2 separate regions of the Mus musculus genome follow, and region 2 is linked to region 1. A link is a loop called in an ENCODE intact Hi-C map of the cell type or tissue named here. Cell type or tissue: left cerebral cortex. All regions are shown on one strand. Links, peaks and the distances in the headings refer to the core of each region. The heading gives the core; the rest is flanking DNA.

Evidence for each region. A loop is a pair of places that touch in the nucleus more often than their neighbours do. Peaks named below come from ENCODE experiments on the same cell type or tissue, not always from the same donor. Only the 100,000 strongest peaks of a DNase experiment are listed, where the experiment ranks them.
Region 2: it touches region 1 in a loop (4-fold over the local background); 3 of 42 quality-filtered maps call a loop at or near these places.

Annotation. Positions count from the first base shown.
Region 1 is chr14:76,735,609-76,745,927 of GRCm38, forward strand. It overlaps LOC115485926 (a long non-coding RNA gene), which reads left to right and starts at 4,235. Exons shown (of 3, transcript XR_383616.1): 1 at 4,235-4,970. In left cerebral cortex, for the core only: a CTCF peak has its summit at 4,915; DNase peaks (open chromatin) are centred at 4,269, 4,826 and 9,418; H3K27ac peaks cover 481 bases.
Region 2 is chr14:76,551,788-76,562,106 of GRCm38, forward strand. It overlaps Serp2 (stress-associated endoplasmic reticulum protein family member 2), which reads right to left and starts at 4,900. Exons shown (of 3, transcript NM_001160326.1): 1 at 4,644-4,900. The coding sequence starts at 4,727. In left cerebral cortex, for the core only: a CTCF peak has its summit at 4,806; DNase peaks (open chromatin) are centred at 3,647, 4,227, 4,703 and 4,880; H3K4me3 peaks cover 2,343 bases; H3K27ac peaks cover 2,497 bases.

The sequences.
Region 1 (10,319 bases), core at 1,476-9,475:
CCTAACGAGCAGTGTCTATCCTCCCAATGGAAGGCCTTCCTATGCTGCAGCCGCGGACCGGACTAAGGACTCTCACCTGGGTGAGAACCATCCAGCGCCTCCTCTCCACCTGCCATCTCTTCCCCATATCTCCAGGGCCGAGTGCCACCCCGGGGTCCCTAGTCTGTTCTTAAGCTTCTTCGCCATATCCAGCGTGGGATGCCGGAGACTGAGAACCTGGTACCTGGGCTGCTCCTTGTCCACCACCCGCCATGTGTGGTCAGTGGCCTAACACAGCCAGATGCCCACCCCGGACCGCGTGGAAAGCATCCGGCAGTCCTCCCGTGTCTGCCTGCCCAGAGCACCGAACTCGGGCTCTCTCCCACTCTCCTCTTCCCCACACACCCACGGCCCTACAGAAAAATGGACAAGAAGGAGAGATAAGTGTAAAACATTCTATTATTGCATAAATGGGGAGGTGCTGCCTAAAAGATGCAGATGAAGGGGCAGGTATATCCTGCGATAGATAAATCAGGCTAGAGAAGGAGAAAGCCTAGGGGTGAGGCTATCGAGGATGCAGAGGTGGACATCCTAAACCATGTCTCCATAGCAACCCAGGCTTTCCTCTAAGCCACCTGCCACGATGCCTTGGAACCGCTACTTCAGTCCTCCCTTTAATTCATGTGCTTCATAAATGAGTGCTTTAAGCTCTATATTCCCAGAACCCAGCTCAGCTCCTGATAAATAGAAGGTCTTCAAAACATACAGCAGCTCGCTTAAAATCTGGAGGCAATACAGGCCACTTGTGAGGCAGAGACAGCAAATAAAATAGCTTGACTTTGGATGATGGGTGCTTGTTGTGGTAAGTCTCCAACCCAAATATACCCTGGCAATGAAAACACAACTCAGTTAATATGATTACATGCTGTGGCCTCGATTGGGCAGATCTACTGCTACACTGCCATCTTCCACATCTATGAGACCCCTTAGAACTTGGGGTTTCTCCAGGCCATGTGCTTCTGCTCTGCTTTTCTTCTTCCTCTTCTGTGTCTCCTCTCTCTCTCTCTCTCTCTCTCTCTCTCTCTCTCTCTCTCTCTCTCTCTCTCTCTCTCTTCTCTCTCTCTCTCTCTCTCTCTCTCCCCACCTTCTGCTCCACCTTCCCTTTTATCTGCCCAATCATCAGCTCTCCTTTATTTTACAAATTAAAGTGGGAAGCAGGTTTACAGGAAATCACCAGAGTGCTGACTCATTCCTTGTTCACAGCCCCCCCCCCCCCCCCAGGAGAACGGAGTTAATCTCAAATATAATTAGCTCCAGGGCTATCCACAACAGATGCTTGTAGGGACCTGTGTCTCATAAGGGTGAATGACTTCCTGATGGGCTTGAGCACTTAACAGTTACCGAACTGTGTGATCCAGAAGCCCAGAGTAGGCCTGGTTGGCTTGAGATTTAATTTTGAGAGACCTTTGATAAGGAGTGGGAGAAAAAGAAGAAGATCATGGACCGAAGCACTACTGAAGTGTTGTGGGTAGTCAGCATGAGATTAGGGCTAGAGGGGCTGAAGAAGCATCTATGACAATAAAGGATATGAACATAAACTGGGGGGAAGAGACTTGCTTGTTTTCATTGTTGTTGTTTTTCCATTCTTTCATTCATAAGTCTGAAGGTCTTTATCTAGCATTGGGTTGTGCAAGTGTCTGTGCTAAATTCCATTCCCTATCAGCTGTAGGACACCAGACAGTGACCACATAACCTAAACCTGCATGAGTTCACGTTCCAACACTCTCTGTGTGCTTCGTGGAAATACATTTAACTCCCTAACACCCTGTTCTTTTCATTGGCTATTAACTGGCCGATCTCTTAGAGTTATCTTGAGAATTGCAGTAAGCTGATAAAGACTGGGTATTGTAGAGTAGAGATTTGTTCAGCAGCTGCTTATGCATCGAGTCACGGGAGATTAGGAAACCAACAAAGAGGACCTATTCTCATCTTCCAGTATCCCCAAGACAACTTAGGGAAGGCTTAGGGGTAGGAAAAGAGGCTGTGTAATGTGTTGTGGGTGGGTGGAAGGATGGATGGTGCGAGAGACATGGCATTCAGACTTTAAGGTCACTTGGGAAGTTCAAAGGGGTGCCATAAAGGAAACAGTAATCGAACTGGATTCTACGAGAGGCAGAAATCCAGATGAAATGGTTTGATGGAGCATAATGACACACCTCCATGCAGGGTTCTTATAGAGTTGAACTGAGAATCGTACCTATAACTCAAGAGGCCAGTACACACACAGTCAGGCACACATCTCCCTGGCTCCAGCTCTGTCTTCTGTGGATCATTCATAGCCTACACCAGGAAATGAGGGCATATTTCGAAAAACATAAGGGGAAAGAGAAGTCAGGGTCCCCGAGGACCTGATGTTTCAGACATGGTTGATGAGTGAGGGAAGAGAGCCAAGTGTTCACTCAGAGGCTGGTGAGAGTCCCATGGGGTGACAGGGGCAGACAAGAGGGTTCAGGTCACACATATGGAGGAAGGAAAGACAAGAATGGTTTGGTAAGTTCAATCAAATGTAACCAAAGCTCACCTAATGGGAGAAAGGTGACAACCAAACATCCGCCTCAGAGGTGCCCAAGGTGACACTGGTGGCTGCTGGGCAAGGCCTGGGACCCTCATGTCTGCCAAAGCTCAGGCCATTTATTTTTTTTTTTTCTCATGACATCTCCATGGGCCATCTGAAAGTTAGCACTCCCATGAGGAGAGTGGATCCTAGAGAGGCGGGAGGGCGCAGATGCTTCCATGCTCAAACCATCATGCCTTCTAAATGCTTTGTGCCCTAACTGGTGGGTCCCAGATTCACTCAGGAGAACCCCACTCTTGCCCACCCACAGAGTCAGCCTCAGGAAGGAACTTGGCAAGGCATAAAGAAGGCAAAACTATAGCTAGGATTGGTCCTAACATTTCCTGGTGGTACAATTCACTTCAAAGATGACCTTAAAACGACTCTGAGTTCAAATATTTATAGTATTTGGATATATACTGGATATTGGTGTGTGTGTGTGTGTGTGTGTGTTTTGAGACAGGGTTTCTCTGTGTAGCCCCTGACTGTCCTGGAAATCACTCTGTAGACCAGGCTGGCCTCGAACTCAGAAACCCACCTGCCTCTGCCTCCCAAGTGCTCGGATTAAAGGCATGCGCCACCATGCCTTTTTATGCAAGTTTTAGAGTAAAGACCTGTGAGACCAGGCCATTTACAATTGCATAGGTGTGTATCAAGAACACAGAAAAGCCCTACATGATTCATCTATCCCCTTGCCTGAAATGTTACTAACATACAGTCGTATACATGTGGTGCCCAGGCCAGCCTTTGATTTCGAGACAGCAGCTCTCTATGCTTTGTAAGCAAGCCATGAAGAGAGGTTTGCCCACTTGAAAGATGAACAGCCTGGAAGAGGAGACAGACATAGAAGACAATTCCTGTTTTCTTTTTGTGCCTCTTCTGTGCTTCCTAACTTGTGAATTCTCCAAACTCAAAAGTTGCGATGGCAAATGGAGTCTGAAGAAAATACCCCAACCCAGCCAACAATGTAACCTGGCACAGGAATGCCCTGTACACTTTCGGCTGACCAGCAGACACTGTGGGGCTTTGCACGGAATGTGCTTACAGATGCTAGGTGATTTCAAAATAATTTTGGTAGGAGTAATAAAAGCAAAAGCCTGTGATTGCAGGAGGAGCAGGAGGAGAGGAAGAAAGGTTGAAAGAGCCAACAAAGCAAAGAGGGAGGAAAAGCTTTAGTTTATGGATTGATGAGAGATTTGCTTTTCTTTGTTTTAATCAGGGTCTGGGCCTAACTCTTCACTTCTTGCTATTTAAACTGGTGAATCATCACACCCCACTTTGGCATCTGCTAACTACAGGGCAGAATATTTAACCCATTACAGTTAAACCAAAAATCCTACTGTAAAATCCCCTTCATTGTCATCAACCTCTGATAGCCTTTGTGGACTCCCAAGCTAAGGGAAAGTATCATCCTTGCTTAACTGGCATCTTATGTGTCTCTTTTCCTAGAGACACCATGTTCTGTTTGTTTGGTAAATATGTCAACCCCCAGCCCCGGCCCCCATCTTCCCTATCACCATCTCTAAGAGCAGAGACTGCTGTGAGCTCCTTCCCTGAACCTAGAGCACGTCATACAAGAGAGTAGTAGGTCTTTTGTACACAGCAAGTAAGGGAATGCATGCACGAGTCAAGGAACAGACGATAGAAGATAGCAAATCATTCCTAGCCACTGAGGTTATCCAATCACAGCCAAGGTAGGCGGGTCATGCAAATATCACTTCACACCCCACTCCTCCCTTGCCCTTTTGCTTCTTTTTTGGCCACATGCCTCTCTACTTGTTCCTTCTACCTCTCCCTTGGGCATTAAGCAGCGCGCGCGCGCGCGCGCGCGCACACACACACACACACACACACACACACATCGGATGTCCTCACACCCCGGGCAGCGGAGTCTCTGTGGGCTGCTCTGGAAGAGCCCTGCAGCGTGCGGTTTCTATGGAATGGGAACATGTCAATTGGCAGGAGCTCAACTTGGAAAGCAAAGCCATGCCTTGTTGTGTCTTCGAATTCAGACCATTTTTTCATATACATCGAAGATAACAAACAAGGCCTATAAGTGGAGCCAGTCAAAGGGAGCCCGAATGCTTCAGGCGCCACCAGAGGCAAGAAGAATGCTGGGTGGTGGCGATACTGTTTAGGAAAGAGCCTCTGTAATTGCTCTACTGGAGAGCCACATTTGCACAACCCAATTGTGTGGTGTCCGACTGAGCAAGTTAGCAAAATAAAGACAGATGGCAGATTAACTCCAACCCGCCCACCAGATGATGGCAGCCAATGTGGAGGACTCGGGAAAGCTTCCTGCAGTGTCTTTGCTAGATGCCACCTAGTGACTCTCCCAAGCACTACAGTCTGCTTGCAGCATCCACTCAGGCCCTGGGTAAGGAGACTGCCAAGGATGGCCTGTTCTTGTTTGGGAAAGAAAGAAAAAAAAGGAAAGATGCCAGGTTGGAGAAATGAGAGTTAAACCCGTCTCTCTGTTATATACTTAGAAGAAAAGGATTGTGGTGTGTGTGTGTGTGTGTGTGTGTGTGTGTGTGTGTGTGATGTTAGAATTTAAGCTAGGTCCTCACACATGTTATAAATAAGGGAGTGTGGGAATAAGAAAGCTAATCTCAAGAGACACCTTTCTCTTGGGAATACATGACTCAGAAGACTTCAGACAGCTTACACAACTTAACCCTAGAACAGCAAATATTGTCCTCTTAAGTGTCACCTCCAAAAGACTGTCAGAGACTGTTTGGACAATGAGAGATTGTGCAGTAGGTTCCAAGGCTCAGAACTGGGATCCTGTGGTCACTGCAGGTTGTTGGCTACAGCGACTGAAGGGAAGTCTGACTAATGGTATTTGGGTTGTTACTGAACAACGTACACTAGGCTGTGGAGTCTGCTAATTTGTTGAATATCGAATATGTAGTGAAAGAGGTTTCTGGACTCCCAACAGATCTAAGCTGCAATGAACATTGAGCATGTAGAAGAAATGGTGTTTTTCTAACTCAAAGGAGAGGGTCGGAATCAATTGCTATTTTGCTATGATCTGCTGAGCTGTGGCTTCCTTGTGTTTGTATTTCCCTCACGGGAGATACTGTGTGACTGGATATTCACAATGCTATCATAGTAATTCAGGGCTTGGAGTTCTGGAATATGTTGGAAGAACTTGGTGCTAAGACCCTGACCATCCCTAACTACAGGTTTGATTAACGTATTCTTATTTTCCTTTTCCTCGTTTGGAAATAGTATTTTGAGTGCTCAGCAACACGTCAGAAACGAATACTGTTCAGTGACTGAGACAGAGTCCCGATCTCCCTGGGCTCATAGTCTCCTGGGAGGATGACACAAGGTGAACAAGATAAACAACATACAGAGAATAACATGTATCAGGCAAGAAACTCCATTAGAAGACATTGGCAGAGGGAGGTTAAGGGAAGAAGGACCTGTCCCAGTGGAGCACAGAGCTGTGGGATGATTGGAAGAGGGCTCCAGCAGGGACAGGTGCCACAGGGTCTGAGAAAGAGCGGATTCAACATGCTTGAGAACAACAGAAGCACTACCTGGAAGTCCAGCCATCACTGTGTGTGCCCAATAGATTTAAGAAGCCTAGAGGGTCCTAAGGAGACTTCAGTTGGTGATGTCTCCTGGAGGCCAGGCCCTAGCCTAGGATCAGTGGACACAGAGGTTAGTGATTCATTTTGGTGTCAAGCTGATTGGATTTAGGTGACCCTGGGATATTAGTCAAGTACACCTCAGTGTGTCTATGGAGGCATTTACAAGGAGGATTAAATAAGGGGGAAGATCCTCTCTAAATGAGTGACCATAAAGGACCAGTACAGGGAGGGCATCCTCTTTTTGTGCTTCCTGACCACCAGGTAGTGAACTACTCTGCCAGACCCAAGCTCTTTACCGGTGATGTACTGACACCTCTGAAACCAGGAGCCCAAACCACTCTAGATCTTGATGTTTAGAGGATCTCCAGTTAGAACAGTGCTTTGGGAGTTAAGAAACAGAGGAATGACAGGCTTGTGTCATTAACAAAAAGAGTCACTCAGAGCAGACTGCAGAGGATAGAATGGACCCTCTACTGGTACAGATTGGAGGGAGTGGGGACTTCGGAATGTGCAGAGAGACAGAGCTGGGAATGGGTACTGTGAAGTCTGGGGCTAAAAATTCCTCAGGTCTGAAGTGTGAGGACTGAGGTGTCAGGGTTAGGTCTTTGGTCCTATGATGAGTCAGAGGCCCTACAACAGCAGGGATGAGCTGGGGACGGAGGCAGGGTCAGGCATGCAGAAATTCTTTATCCCCTGGGGCTGCAGGCATACGGGTCTTGAGTCATCTCTTCCTTTCTGACGTAATAACCTGCTCTGACTACTCCCTAACAAAGAAAACACCAAGTCTAAGTCACAGATGTGAAAGACGAAGACTCCATGGTTAGGGTGGAGCCTGGGTGGGAGCTTTAGACCCTCACAGCCACCTTGGCTCCACTGCCTATGTGTTCATATTCAGTGGCTGGGTCAAAGGACACTGAACACTGTCTTGCACCATGGCTATCGATGGAGACTCCTTCTCTTGGACACACTATTTATCATCAAGTTCTTGGTTCCTTCTGGAGTCATCCCAATTGTCCCTACTGACCTTTCCAATTTGTACCAACGATGGCAACTACCTTAAGCGTCCAAATGGTACTGCAACCAAATGTGCCCCTTCCTGTCTGCCCATTACTTATTCTGAAAGTTACTCTGTCTTGTCTCCCATTGGACAGTAACTCATCTGTAAGCAGACCACTCCTTCTTAGCTGCTGGAAAGTGGGAAGGAGTAGATCTTATCTGACCTCCCTTAATGAAAGGGGCTGTGCTCTTCATAAAGAGCCACCCCGTGTGTTGTATAGTACTACAAGCAGAACACCTGGCACCTTGATAAGGACAGTTTGTGTCTGCTTGTAGAAGATCATCACAATTAGTTTTGTTGATTGTTGAGGATCCCTCATAGAACGAGGGTTGGGGACCTTCACCTGAGCATCCAGTTATTCCTCCTAACTAGTTAAATGTAAGTTATTCCCTAATTGTACTGTCCTAGGGAACCACAGAGGGCCTAGAGCCGTGGTTCTCAACCTGTGTGTCTTGACCCCTAGTGTGTATGTGTGTGGGTTGGGTTCGGGGTGGGTGTTAAACAATTCTTTCAAAGGAGTCACATACGAGATATTCACATTACTATTTGAAACAGTTGCAAAACAAAACCAGTTTTGAAGTAGCAACAAAATAATTTTATATTAGGGGGTCACTAGCACATGAGGAACTGTATTAAAGAGCCTCAGCATTAGGAAGGTTGATAGCCACTGGCCTAGGCTCGAGGGACTAGGGAAACCTTGGTGTAATTGGACTCTGGCTTGTCACTGCGATCTTAGAGAGAGGGTTTGACATGGCCTCGTCCTCCCCAAGGAGAACATTCTTGTGACACCCTGTGAGCGTCAGAAACTTTAGCAGTAAACCAGTTATGTTCCATACTTAGTGGGTTTCTGCTAGCAGGGTCTGCATGATAGGTTGTCTTGGATCTTTGTGAAGACAATTAAAAAGAAATAATGTGAAAGAATTGAGACCACACTCAGAAATACATTGTGTTTAGTTTCCTCAAAGTCTATTTTACCTTCTCACCATGATCAATAACCCCTGCTTGTGTCTACAGCATGGGGCCGTTATGGTGAATCGCAGAAGAGAGCAGGCTTGAGTGTTAGGGAAGATGTGACTCTTGGGCTCTAACTGCCATTTAGAGCATCTTGCAGGGCTTTACCATCCTCATCCACAAGCCACAGATTGTCAGAGGCAAATGGCAGAGCTGTTATAAAGATTGACTTATGACATGCAGAGCATTTGGTGCAGGGACCTGCACGAGCAGAGACACTTGGTCCTAATATCCAGCACTTTGACTGGCACATGTCTATTCTTTTGATGTGTGGTGCCATTCCTGAAGTGCTCCTGTTGTCCTTGTCCTTGCCATGTTCATGGGTCACCATTCTGATTCTGTGACATTCACTAGCCCTTATCTGTGCCTCCCTAAGGGAGAAAAGGGCTTAGTGGTTTGACCCAGTGCCTTCCTTGAATGCTGTATTCCTGACCTACCAGGCAGGATGCACTCACGGGTGCAACAGTACCACGAGTGTTATGGGTTATCGAATTGCTTTCTGGTTGAATTGAGGCTGCTCCACAGGAATGAATTTCTTGCCTGTTCCTGTAGTCCTTCCTGGTCAAAAGCCCACGGCTGAGGAGGTCACAGGCCCTAGGGTAGAACTTGCTATTGTTATGTCGCTGAATGTTCATGCTGTCAAATCACCTTCTATATCTTTATGTTTATACCCACAAACCTGGACCGGTCCCAATCTTGGTCAGAGAAGTTTGGTTTTGTAGGGAGCAGTAGCCAACAGAGAGTTGCATAATGGGTCAAAGTGGTGAGAATGAGAGGTTGAATGCTGAGCCATAAACATCTATATCAACTCTCCCTGCTGTTGCCACTGCTCAGGAACTGTCATGAGATGGGAGATGGGGGGGGGGGCTATAGGGGCTGGAGGGAGGGAGGAGAGCTTCGACGCTGGCTTCCAGACAAGACGTGACTGTTGGCCTTGTGCACTCACGACAGCTGTGCTCAGTGGCATAACACCCACGGAAGCTCAAGCCAGTCCAAGCCAGACCTCTGGCTGAGATGGGCAGATGATGTGCAGGACCCGCCCCTTACAGTTGACAGTTTCGGGAGGAGGGAGAATCACCCGTTTCCGAGGGTGTAAGCAAGGCACTGGTACAATTCCCATGCTCCAGTGGGTGGCCCCAAATCCATGCACGTTTGGGCAGCACTAAAGAGAATTTGTAGGTTATTAAAAACAAGAAAGAAAGGAAAGACACAAGGCTGGGAGGGGCATGTGCTGAGGAAGGAGTAGCAATGATCATATTTTGTTGTAGACATGTATGGAATTCCCATGAAAATGTAAAAAGCAACGTTGAACCCTTAAGTGCAGGCCGCAAGTGCTTTTGTGTACACAGTCTGAGCTGCTCGTGCTTCCGTTTGCTGCTCTGTGGGACCGTGTAAATACCGGAGGAAAGAGGTGCTTGCTGTTCTCTCTGGGCTCCCTGGGACGACTGTGTCACGAAGCAGCGTTAGCCGAGGTTCCTTCTCCCAACATTCAGTAAGCCTCCCTGCTATTCAGCGGGAGACTCGTTTTCAGTGTGAAAGATTGCGCTGCTCACAGATAAACCGTTGTAAGGCCCTGACTTGCCGTCAATTATTGATGCTGGCTGTAAATGCTGGTGTTAAACATGAACAGGAAGCCTCGCTATACCGCTGCTATGCAACCGTTCCTTTCCATTTACAGTCGCGGTGGTGGTGAATACAGGACTGTGTGCTGTGGGCAGTACTCCCATTCCTATGAACATATGTCATATGTTTATTGAAATGTTCATAGATGCTTTTCATAAGCCTTCATGGCAAGGATCTGTAAGACTATACTAAATCAGGCTAGAAGATGGAGTAGTTAGTAAAATACTTGCTTTGCATGTGTGAGGGACTGAGTTCTGACCCTCAGTACCCATGTAAAAAAGTCAGGCATGGCTATAATATGTGCCTTATAATCCAGGCACTGGGAGGCAGGATCCTTGGGGTGGGGGCCTCTTTGGCCAGAGCCTAACTTGTCAGCTCTAAAAGCTCTAAATTAGGTGAGAGACCCTGCCTCAAAAAGTAAGATGGAGATAGA
Region 2 (10,319 bases), core at 730-8,729, 180 kb before region 1:
ATCTTACTAGTGTTCCAGAAGAAGATGGATGGTGCTGCTGTGCACGATATAACCTTCCGACGTGTTGCGCCAAGTTTTAGTAAAGTTTCGAACAGAACTGAAAAAGCCTTCTTCGATTTGCTTCCCAGAAAAGTTCTTTGTATTAAAGCTACAAAGACATGCTGTATTTATTGATAACTGCCATCTTATATTTAATAATATTCTTCATTTGCTGTTGGCACATACCTAGAATCTCAGCAATGAGGTGAATTTGAGATTACACAGTAAATTCAAGGCCAGCATGGGTCACATAGGACAGCCATATTTCATTACATAGCTCAGTGGTAGTGCACTTGCCTAGCACACACAAGGCCCTGGTCTTAGTCCCCAGTACTGAAAAAACATAGGAATCCCTTTTCCTCTTCCTCCTTCTTTTGATAGATCAAGCTACAATTTTTTAGGTCTCGAATCACCTATTACCTTCTTAGGCTTTTGCCTCAGGCATGTCATTTGTATGATCAAGTACATTTTCTTGAGATTTGTTTATAACTTAAGATTTCTTGACTCCCTAGCGAACATGTTTAATATCTATCTTTCCACTATACTGGAGGCCCCACAAGGACTGGCAAGGAGTTTCTTTGAGGTATCAATGCAGAGCAAAGTCTGTCACAGACTTAAAGAAGATAATAAATATTCATTTAAGAATGAGCATGCATGGTTCATGAAATGTGATTTCACAGGTCAGGTAAAATGTGAGTCTACAAAGATTACTGCCCATTGATTGATTGATTGATTGATTGATTGATTGATTGACACAGGCTTTCTTCTAGTCCAGGTCAGGTAAAATGTGAGTCTACAAAGATTACTGCCCATTTATTTATTTATTTATTTATTTATTTATTTATTTATTTATTTATTGACACAGGCTTTCTTCTAGTCCAGGTTGTCCTCGAACAGAATTACTGGCATGCGACAGCATTCCCAGTTTTACATGGTGCTAGGGATGAGGTTCAGGGCTACCTATATGCTGTACAAGCAAGTCTACCAATTGAATGACACACTCAGCTGTCCTTTTAGTAAGACTTCGTAATTGACGGTAATGAGTGGGTCTTCTCTGTATTTTACTTACTAGATACTGAAGTAGAGATCAATGTGTCAACCACAGGTCTATTTTGACTAAAGATTAAAGCCACTCATTCTTTGGCCTTGACCAGCATACTTCCTGGGGAGTCATAATATAATAGGTCGTTGCTTTGGACCAGAAAAGAACCCAGCACTTCTTTAAGAATTTCACAGTATAGCTTTAGTGTGTCACGTAAGATTAGGCTAAACTCATATCAAGCAAACAACAGAGATTTTAAAGTCACTTGAGCAGAGTCTGACATTGGCCCTTGCCTGCTCTCTTCTAGAACTTTACTGTCCTAGTTTTTCCCAGACACCAATTCCATTGCCACTGTTGGAACTCACAGCACATTATGAAAAGATTTACCTCAGCTCTGTTCCCAGCAAAGCCAATAAGGGAATCCACGAATCTCTATATGAATCACTGGGCTACTAAGGATGCCAAATGGAGTCCTGTATTTTATACCTACAGTTTAACACAAATTAGACGTCTTGTAGCCCGGTGTATGTAATACAAAACCCTTTTGGATGACATGCCCCAGTGAATGGAAATTAGTTGTGGGCTTTCAGAGCTCTGGAACACCCGGCTGATCATAACACCAGTACATCCCCTTCAGAGAGTCATAATTTTTCCTGGAAAGGGTACCAGTACAACCCCACTGGGACAAGTCACACAAGCACCATTATACTGCTGCAAAAGACAGAGGAAAAGATTTTCTACAGCGATTCTGTAAAGAGCAAGGCTCACCTCAGACATGAGGGCCCAACACATGAAGGGCTGTCTTTTTCTTTGATAAAACCCTTGCTGGGCAGCTCAGAACCCTACAATCTGAAGTCCATTTCACTGTGGAGGATTTTCTACTGTCCAATCCCCAAACAGCCCTGCCATTTCTGTTTCTTGTCTCAATCTGCTATCTGGGAGAAAAACATTCATTTACCCAAAGCCATTAGCTAATCTGCCCACATACAGTGACAGAGGCTGACAGTGAGCTTGGTTTTTCAACTGGAACTTGCAAAACTGTTCCCATTTACTTAAGTCTATCCAGAATTAGTTACTCCTGTTTGGCCTCAGAAGGGGACAAGGGACTGAGGAGCATGTTTTACATATCAAAGCAGACCTGGCCTCCAGGTCTCCCAGCATCCTTCAATCCCTACCTGGCATAACCTGCCCCCAACCCTGCCAGCCCAGAGGTTGGGCCAGGGCTGTCCTTCTCCCAGAGGCTCTTCCCTATATATTATCCACACATTTTGGTTTCCCCTCTCTCTGTTTCCCTCTCTTTCTTCTGTGTGCACCCTTCCTCTCCCCACCACCCCATGGTGACTTCCGTAGCCTCCTTCTGTGGGGCCAGTGAACTCGCCCAAGAACACCTTCTGAGTAAGCCTGCCTTTAATCAAATCTAATCTGACTTGAATTGGCTCCCTTCACTGACAGAGAAATAACCTAGCAACTTCTACCAGAGTATAACCATGTTGGACTTGTAATTAAAACAACAAGATTCAGGATTTACAGAGAGAAATTTTATTTTCTTTTTGGATGCCGATACACTTACAATACGGCTAACCGAAAGACCCTTCAAAACAACTGAAAACAAACATCTATTGGGGCATGGTTTTGAAGCCTTTCATTACAGAATTAAGTCTGGTCAATTACAGGTCCTCAGAGGCGCCAGGCACTGCTGAGGAGGGCCATCCATGGTATAGCAGAACCTGTCAAGTGCACTTATGCCATACATTAAATATAATTTAAATGTAGCTGGAAATGTTGAGTTGGATTGCAGATGGTGAGTTATATCCACTCCACGGCGGTTTACCATCTTCTTTTCTTATTTTGAAGCCAACAATTTTTTTTTTTTTTTTGCTTTGTTTTAGGCCCTCAACATTCTCTCAAGTTCACAGAGGCTGATGGAGAAAATAGCCCTGCAAATTAGTTCTTGGTGTCCTTGCCCTCGCCCTCACATAAGCTGTCAACTGAGATCATTTTACATCTCTTTTGTTTTTTGTTTTTTCGAGATGGGATTTCTCTGTGTAGCCCTGGCTGTACTGGAACTCACTTTGTAGTCCAGGCTGGCCTCGAACTCAGAAATCTGCCTGCCTCTGCCTCCAAAGTGCTGGGATTAAAGGCGTGCAATACCACTGCCCGGCTTCATTTTACATCTGAACTCAGATTCCTTCGTTCATTAGAAAGAGCCACAGCTGCTTATTCCACTATGTCAGCAAATAGGTCTGCCACCTTGAGAAGGAAGAAATGATCTACTTTGAGCATAAAATAATTGCCTTTAATGCCAACTTGGGCAGTGGCTCCCTGCCCTGACCCAGTAATAAAACCTCATAGGGGAAACAGATTCCTGCGAAAAATATGGTTCCCATTCTATGGCGCCTTGGCATTTTGTCCCCTCCAATCATAGCTAAATGCTCTAGTTCCCCAAAAGAAGGAATTTTAAGGGTTACCTCAGCCTGGGGCTGTGTACAAAGCTCTGAGTAGTTTGACGCCATGGCTTCTCTGCCACAATTCTGCTTGGTTTAACAAGAATTCCGGTGTGATGACTACACAGCCAGCTTTTCCCCTCAGTTAATCAAACCAACATAATTTCTTTGCTAAAAGGCATTGCCTCATCAAGTCTGCGTTTCCAGACAAACCCAAGCTTCGGCTGGACTTCCCCATAATCGTATGGGCTAATAGATTCCAGGCGCCTTTGCAAACCAGTTCTTCGCAACGATGCAAACCCACACAAGCCTTGGATGGTTCAAAGTCACAGGCCTGACATTTTCTGGAGCAGATAACTTGGTTTCCTAAAGGAAATCTCTGCACTTAAGGTACACAGTTTACTTAAGATTCCAGGGGTAAAGCTTTAATACACAGTCTGGGAGCAAAGAACCTCGGGCACTAAGCTGGTCGCTACAGTTACAGCATCATAATGCGCCAGAATCCATACGGTGAATTATAGGCAGTAACGATGCACTCAGCTTTGGCTGAGGCGGCTTCAGTTTGCAAGAGAAAGAGGAGGGTGAAGAGAAATGTAGCTCGGAATCTCACGCCCTACTTTTATACCATATATATAATATATATGTACACACACACACACACACACACACACACACACACACACACAGGGAGAAGAGACAGACGATCACAAAAAGGGTGGAAAGAAAAATCTTAGCATGGGGGTGGGGAGAGAGTCCAGGGGCGGAGCCTGGAAGCTGTGGATAAGTGGCATTCTATCATTCGTTCATCCTTTCGTTCATTCATTCACTTAGTAGGCTCCCAGCCCAGTTGGCTTCACTGGCCCCTAAGATGCAGCTTTTAGCCTTTTTCAAGGACGATGGCTCCTTCTCTTGGGGAGTCTCCACCAACCAGAGCCCTCTCCGCCCACGAGAAAGCAGAGCAGTCTGCGCCCCCCAGAGCCCCGCTGGGTCCCCCAGCCTGCGGGACCCCGGAGGAGGGGCCGGGAGGCCTGGCTCCGAGCCCACGGCCCGCCCGCCCCGCCCCGCTCCGCCCCGCGGGTCCTGCCAGCTCGGCCCGGCCGGCGCCGCCCCCGCCTTACCAGGGTTTTGGCTACGTTTCCCCTCTGGGTGATGTTTTTGCTGTGCTTCTCGTTAGCCATCCGGATCCGCTGTTTGGCCACCATGGCTTGGGCGCTTGGGGATGCTCTCGACTCCCACCTGCAACGATGGCCGGGGTGAGCCGTAGCCGCAGCGCCCCGCGGCTTGCCCGGGCGCTGCAGGTGGCAAGGCACGGCCGAGCCCCGCGCACCCCGCTCCCGGAGCCCCAGCCAGCCGGCTCCAGAGAGAGGCCAGCGCGCGGACGGAAGTAATCTCTCATCTCAGGAAACCCTCTCCGACTTCCTCGCCATCCTTCCGGTCCCCCCAGCTACCTACCCTGCGCGGCCACCGAGGCAGGAGGCGGGAAGCGAGAGGCGGGCGCTGACACAGCGCCGCGCGCCAAGCCCAAGGGCACCGTGGCCCGGGGTGTCCGGGTCCTGAGATCGAACGCTGCGGGGCATAGGGTTCGGGCGACCCGGCGTTTGTGCGTGCGTGGGGGGTGGGGACGCAGCCGCACCCAGCCTGGTGACCTCTGACTGTTTCCTGACCACCTCGGGACAGGCAGGGATTGGGGCGCTGGTGCTTCAAGCTGAAGGCTAGACCCTAGGCATCGAGCGCTGAGTCTCAGAGCTGAGCCTGGCCAGGTTTGGGTAGTACTGTTGGGAAACACCCCAAAAGAACCTGCCCTTTAGGTGTCTGAGGAAACCCCACTTGGCAAGTTGGGTTGTGCAAAAAGAGACCCTTTGTGACATGGGACGAAGAGCCAAGAAGCCTCTTTCTGGTCCCTGAAAAATGTGGATGAGGGTGGAGTTGGACCAGACCTCACCTTGGCAGTGGTGGTCATCACACTAGCAGATTGCCCCAGAAACCACTGAGTGCATAGAGGGCAAAGGGTTCATGAGCCTACAGTACAGGAAGAATGGATGGCCACTGCCCATAACCAAAGTGTTGACCAGGCTTGGACTCTTATCCCCCACTGCCCCACCACCACTACTGTCTTGGGGCATCTTGGACCTTCAGGCATCCCTGTTCTATGGGGTACTAAGTGTGAGCTCCCAGACAGCATTGGGAGTTTCTCTGCAGTGAAAGGACAAAAATCAATATTTGAATATCCAGATGCTGACCCCGAGATTTAGCTAGGGGAGGAGTGGGGGCTGAACCGCTTATCTTTCCTCAACAAATATGGCTCCTTGGAGCTCAGGAGGGACATCTGGAGAAGTGGGAAGAGGTGGTCCAGGGTTAGGACAATACAAAATAGCACTCAAGGGTAAGGAGTGAGAGCTGTGTAGACCAGATATGTCGGATGCATCTCTGATCCTATCTATCTGTGCCTGGAGGATGCTTCAATAGGCTCTGGTATGGGTAGAATTTCTTATGTGGGTAGAAAGCTAGGAAGAGCTCTTTAGGATACGGTTTATCTTAGAGTTTCTGTTGGGATGAAACTCAAGCAGGGCAGAAACCTGGAAGCAGGAGCTGATGCAGAGGCTGTGGAGGGTGCTGCTGACTGGCTTACTTTTTCTGGCTTGCTCAACCTGCTTTCTAATAGAATCTGGGCCCACCTGCTCAGGGATGGCACCACCCACAATGGGCTGGGGCCTCCCCTTCAATCTGTAATTAAGAATATGCCTTACAGCTGGAGCTCATAGTCTCATTTCTCAACGGAGGCTCCTTCCACTCTGAAGACTCCAGCTTGGGTCAAGTTAGACAAAACCAGCCAATATACCCTTCTATCAACTGGTTAGAAATCTCTTCACTTGAATGAGCAGCTACTGGCTTCATTAACAGTATGAGCAGCCACCAACATCACAGGACCACTTAAGTCTGACCTATTCTGGTCCCTGATTTTAAGGACCACTGTGGGGAGCGGTGCGGCTGCAGGACCCGTGAAACCCACTTGTTTACTGCCTTGCCAGAGCATGCACAGTGAGGCTGCATGCGTGGGCTGCCTGCCAGGCTGGACTGTTCCTTGTGGTCAGGACCTGTCAGCCTATCTGTGAACGACCTGAGCTCGTGCCTGGAGCGTGTGTGAATTCTGATTGGATGAGGTGGGGTGGAGCTAGAAGGAGGTGAGTCTGTGCAAATAGTGAAGAGAGGAGTTTTAGCCCTTGCCGTGAGTAGAAGTACTAGAAGAGAAGCTGTTGTAATAGGAGTTGTTTTAGCCCTTGCCCTAAGAAGAAGCTGCTGGGGAAGAGAGCTGTAAAAGAAAAAGCCTGAGTAAAGTTGCTGCTTGAACCCAACTTGGTGTCTGTGTCGTTCGTGTCGCCGCCTCAGAGGACCAACGACAGACCACCACTGGCGTTTAAGTAGGGGAAGTGTTTCCTGAGCAGGGGGGGCTATTGTATAAGACCCACAGGTGCTTCTGCCTGTCCCTCACTTATTTCAGTAACTGGGCAGAAGCAGGGTAAATTCTCACCGAAGCTGACCAGAGCCCAGGCTCTAGGGGACATTCAGAGAAGTGAGGCTGATAGGTAGTTTCCACTTCTGGACTGGAAGCAGGGTGTTCCTCGCTCCACAGAGGCAGCCAACCGTATTGAGGAAAGATTATTATTTCTTGTTCGTTGTTTTCTGTGTGTTAGGGAACAATCTTACTCCTTTAATTTCTACTTTATGACATTTTGAATTAGTTTTTATTAAATTGAGGACCTGTCCACAGTAAAAAGTCCAGTGAAAAGTCCTCCACTCCCACATTTTCTACTGCCTGCCTGCCTGTCTGTCTGTCTGTGTACCTACCCACATATCTGTCATCAACCTGCCTATTTGTAGAGTCCCTTCAGAAGTCCAAACAGAAGCAGAGGATGGTGATGACTATCGACTCCTATATTTTGGAGGCCAACACAGGGGAATCTCTAGTTGAAGTCCAGCCTAGGCTGTATATGAAGACCCTACTCTACAAGAAAAACAAGACTTTTGGTCCTGTTCTCAACCTCTAGGGAAGGAAGGAGGGCCAAGAGTTGAGTTGATTACCAGGCCAATGAAGCAATCAACCACATCAGAATAATAAAGACTTTATAGAATCCCTAAAAGATTTCATTGAGTGAGCCACTGGGTGGCCAAGCGTGGGTAGGCTCCCAGAAGGTGTGGAAACTCTGGCCTGATCCCCTTAACCCTGACCTTTGTTCCTCTTCAGTCTGCTGCTTTGTGAAACCTTTATAACATATGCTCAGTGTTTTCCTGAGCTCGCTGAAACATTCTAGCAAACTGCTTGTTGTAGTTACTCTTATTGCTACAACCAAATACCCGAAGACATTAGAAAGAAGGGTTTGTCTGGGCTCACAGTTGAAGGATAATTCATCATGGCGGGCTGTCCTGGCAGCAGGAGTTTGAGGAAGGTGGTCACAACATCTGGGAAAGAAACAATGAACAATGCAACTGTCTGTGGGGTTTCTCCTCTATTTGTGTCTGGAATCATAGCCCATGGAATGGTGGTGCCCACAGTTAGGTTGGATATTTACCACTTCAGTTAACCAAATCTAGAAAGTCTCTCACAGACTTCCAGTGGTTTGTCTTCGAGATAATTCTAGGCCATGTCAGGTTCATAATCAAACGAACCATCATATTAATCAGATCGCATTGAACCATGGGAGCCCCAGTCTGTCCCCTGTTGCTTTAGATGCACAGATTATACTGACTGGGATCTGGCATCTGAAGCAGGGCAGGCTTAGAGACTGAGGCCTTAACCTGTGGGGTTGAACGATACCTCCTGGTTTATGGCATCCATATCCGAGCTGAGTTGAATTAGGGGTCACTTGGCTGGTGTCCACTCCAAACTTTGCTTGCCAGTGTTGAAGCAGTCCCCCTTTCTCATTTGTCAGAAAGTCCTGCTGAGTATGAAATTGCAGGGCTTTGCTCTATCACTACAGTGGAATTAGGTTCTTGCTAGTGAAATTTGTATAATTTCTGTCAGTGGAGTTCCTGGTTCTGGAATGAGAAAACGTCCTATTGTGACTGTCCCTTCCCTTGCTTTACCCCTCCCCCACCCCGCCTTTGTCCTGTTGAGTCAGGCCAGCGCCATAACTGATCTCATTTCTGCTTATTGCCCAAGGAGCCTCATGACTGGCCGTGGAAAGTTGTCCCCTCTTTTCATGGATGCTCTTCTTTCTGTGCTCCGCCTCCAGCCTCCCTTAAGCCAGAAGCTGCAGCGGCTCCCATAACCTAGGTGCTCTGTCAGGAGCTGGATCCCAGCATCGACTCCACAGTAACAACTGGGCTCAGAAGGAGCCAAGTGTGGAGCTGTTCTGCACTTTGGGGAGACGTTGATAAGAGTTGAGTTCCTTGGATTTGTCCGTGCTGCCAGCAGGAATTTTTGTCAAGTGTCAGCACCATGCTGTGTTCAACTACAACCTCTAAAGCCTTATGGGTATTTAACTTTGAATTTTAGCCTTTACAGAAGAATTCCTAACAAGCCAATGCACATGAAACTGAAATCTGCCCCCACTGGATTTATGAGAGACTGGGTTTTACCCATCTTAAAAAGAAACGATGCTTCATCCAAGGACCCAGATGCTGTCCTGTTGAGCTGTGATGTAGAGGATGCCTGACATTTTTCTGCAGCAGAGTATGTGTGAACCTCCCCTACTATGTGATTCTTGGGATGTTCCCTCCCACTACAGAGCATAAGGAAATACATTTGGTCTCTCAATCCCTGACAGCTAGGACCAGTTATTAAATACTCCCATTTCAAACTTGAATTCTTGATCCAGTGATAAAAAAGAGAGGGGGGGGCATTTAAAACTTCCTCTTGGTGCTGGCAACAGGCTTCCTGCAGCCATGGTGGTGAGTCCCCAACAGTTATTCCTCTGCTACCTGAAATCCATCCGTTCCTCCTTTGCTTCTATTGCCCAGGGTTTGTTGGTAAGCACACAAGAACTCTAATACAGGTGAGAACAACCCCACCTACACATCTGGGATGCTTGATAAGTGTAGCAGACAAATCAGGCATTGATAACAAATGGCCTTTCTTCAGCTCGTCCTTCAGGGGAACGGAGGAGAGAGGCCATGGAGATCGTGCTGTGAGTGGCCAGTCCCTCAGTGTGGTTGGGTGTAGTTGACAGGAAATGGCCGCATCGAGTTGGTACTTCAGTCACTTTCAGCTTCTTCAAAATCAGGCAAGTTCCAAATTGTCTCCCTATTCTGTTCTCTTTACACCCTGGGGCATGTTTGTGCTGATGTGACAGTGGTAGATAGGATTCAAGCTGACAGCTAATGCTACCCAGAGTCCATTCGGTTCTATAGAAGGTGGTTCTGTGGACACCTGCACCGTGCAACTAGAAAACTTGGACTGCACTTACTCTTATGTTTGCTGAGTGTTTGTTATGTGCCAGACACCATTTTAACCATGAAAACTCAAATACTAATGGAAATTTTGCTTTAGGGAGCTCCTAGTTGGCAGGACAACCAAGTATGTCTTGTGAGACTGGTCTATTTCACAGGTGAGCAGGAGCCTTGGAAGTTCAGAGGAAGCCTTAACAAAACTCAGAGTGGGACCAAAGCCTCTTGACTGCTCTCTACTCTCTGTGAACAGGCATCGTGACCAAAGCAACTCTTAAAGAAGAACATTTAATTGGGACTGGCTTACAGATTCAGAGGTTCAGTCCATTATCATCAAGGCAGGGAGCATGGCAGCATCCAGGCAGGCATGGTGCATGCAGGAGGAGCTGAGAGTTCTACATCTTCATCTG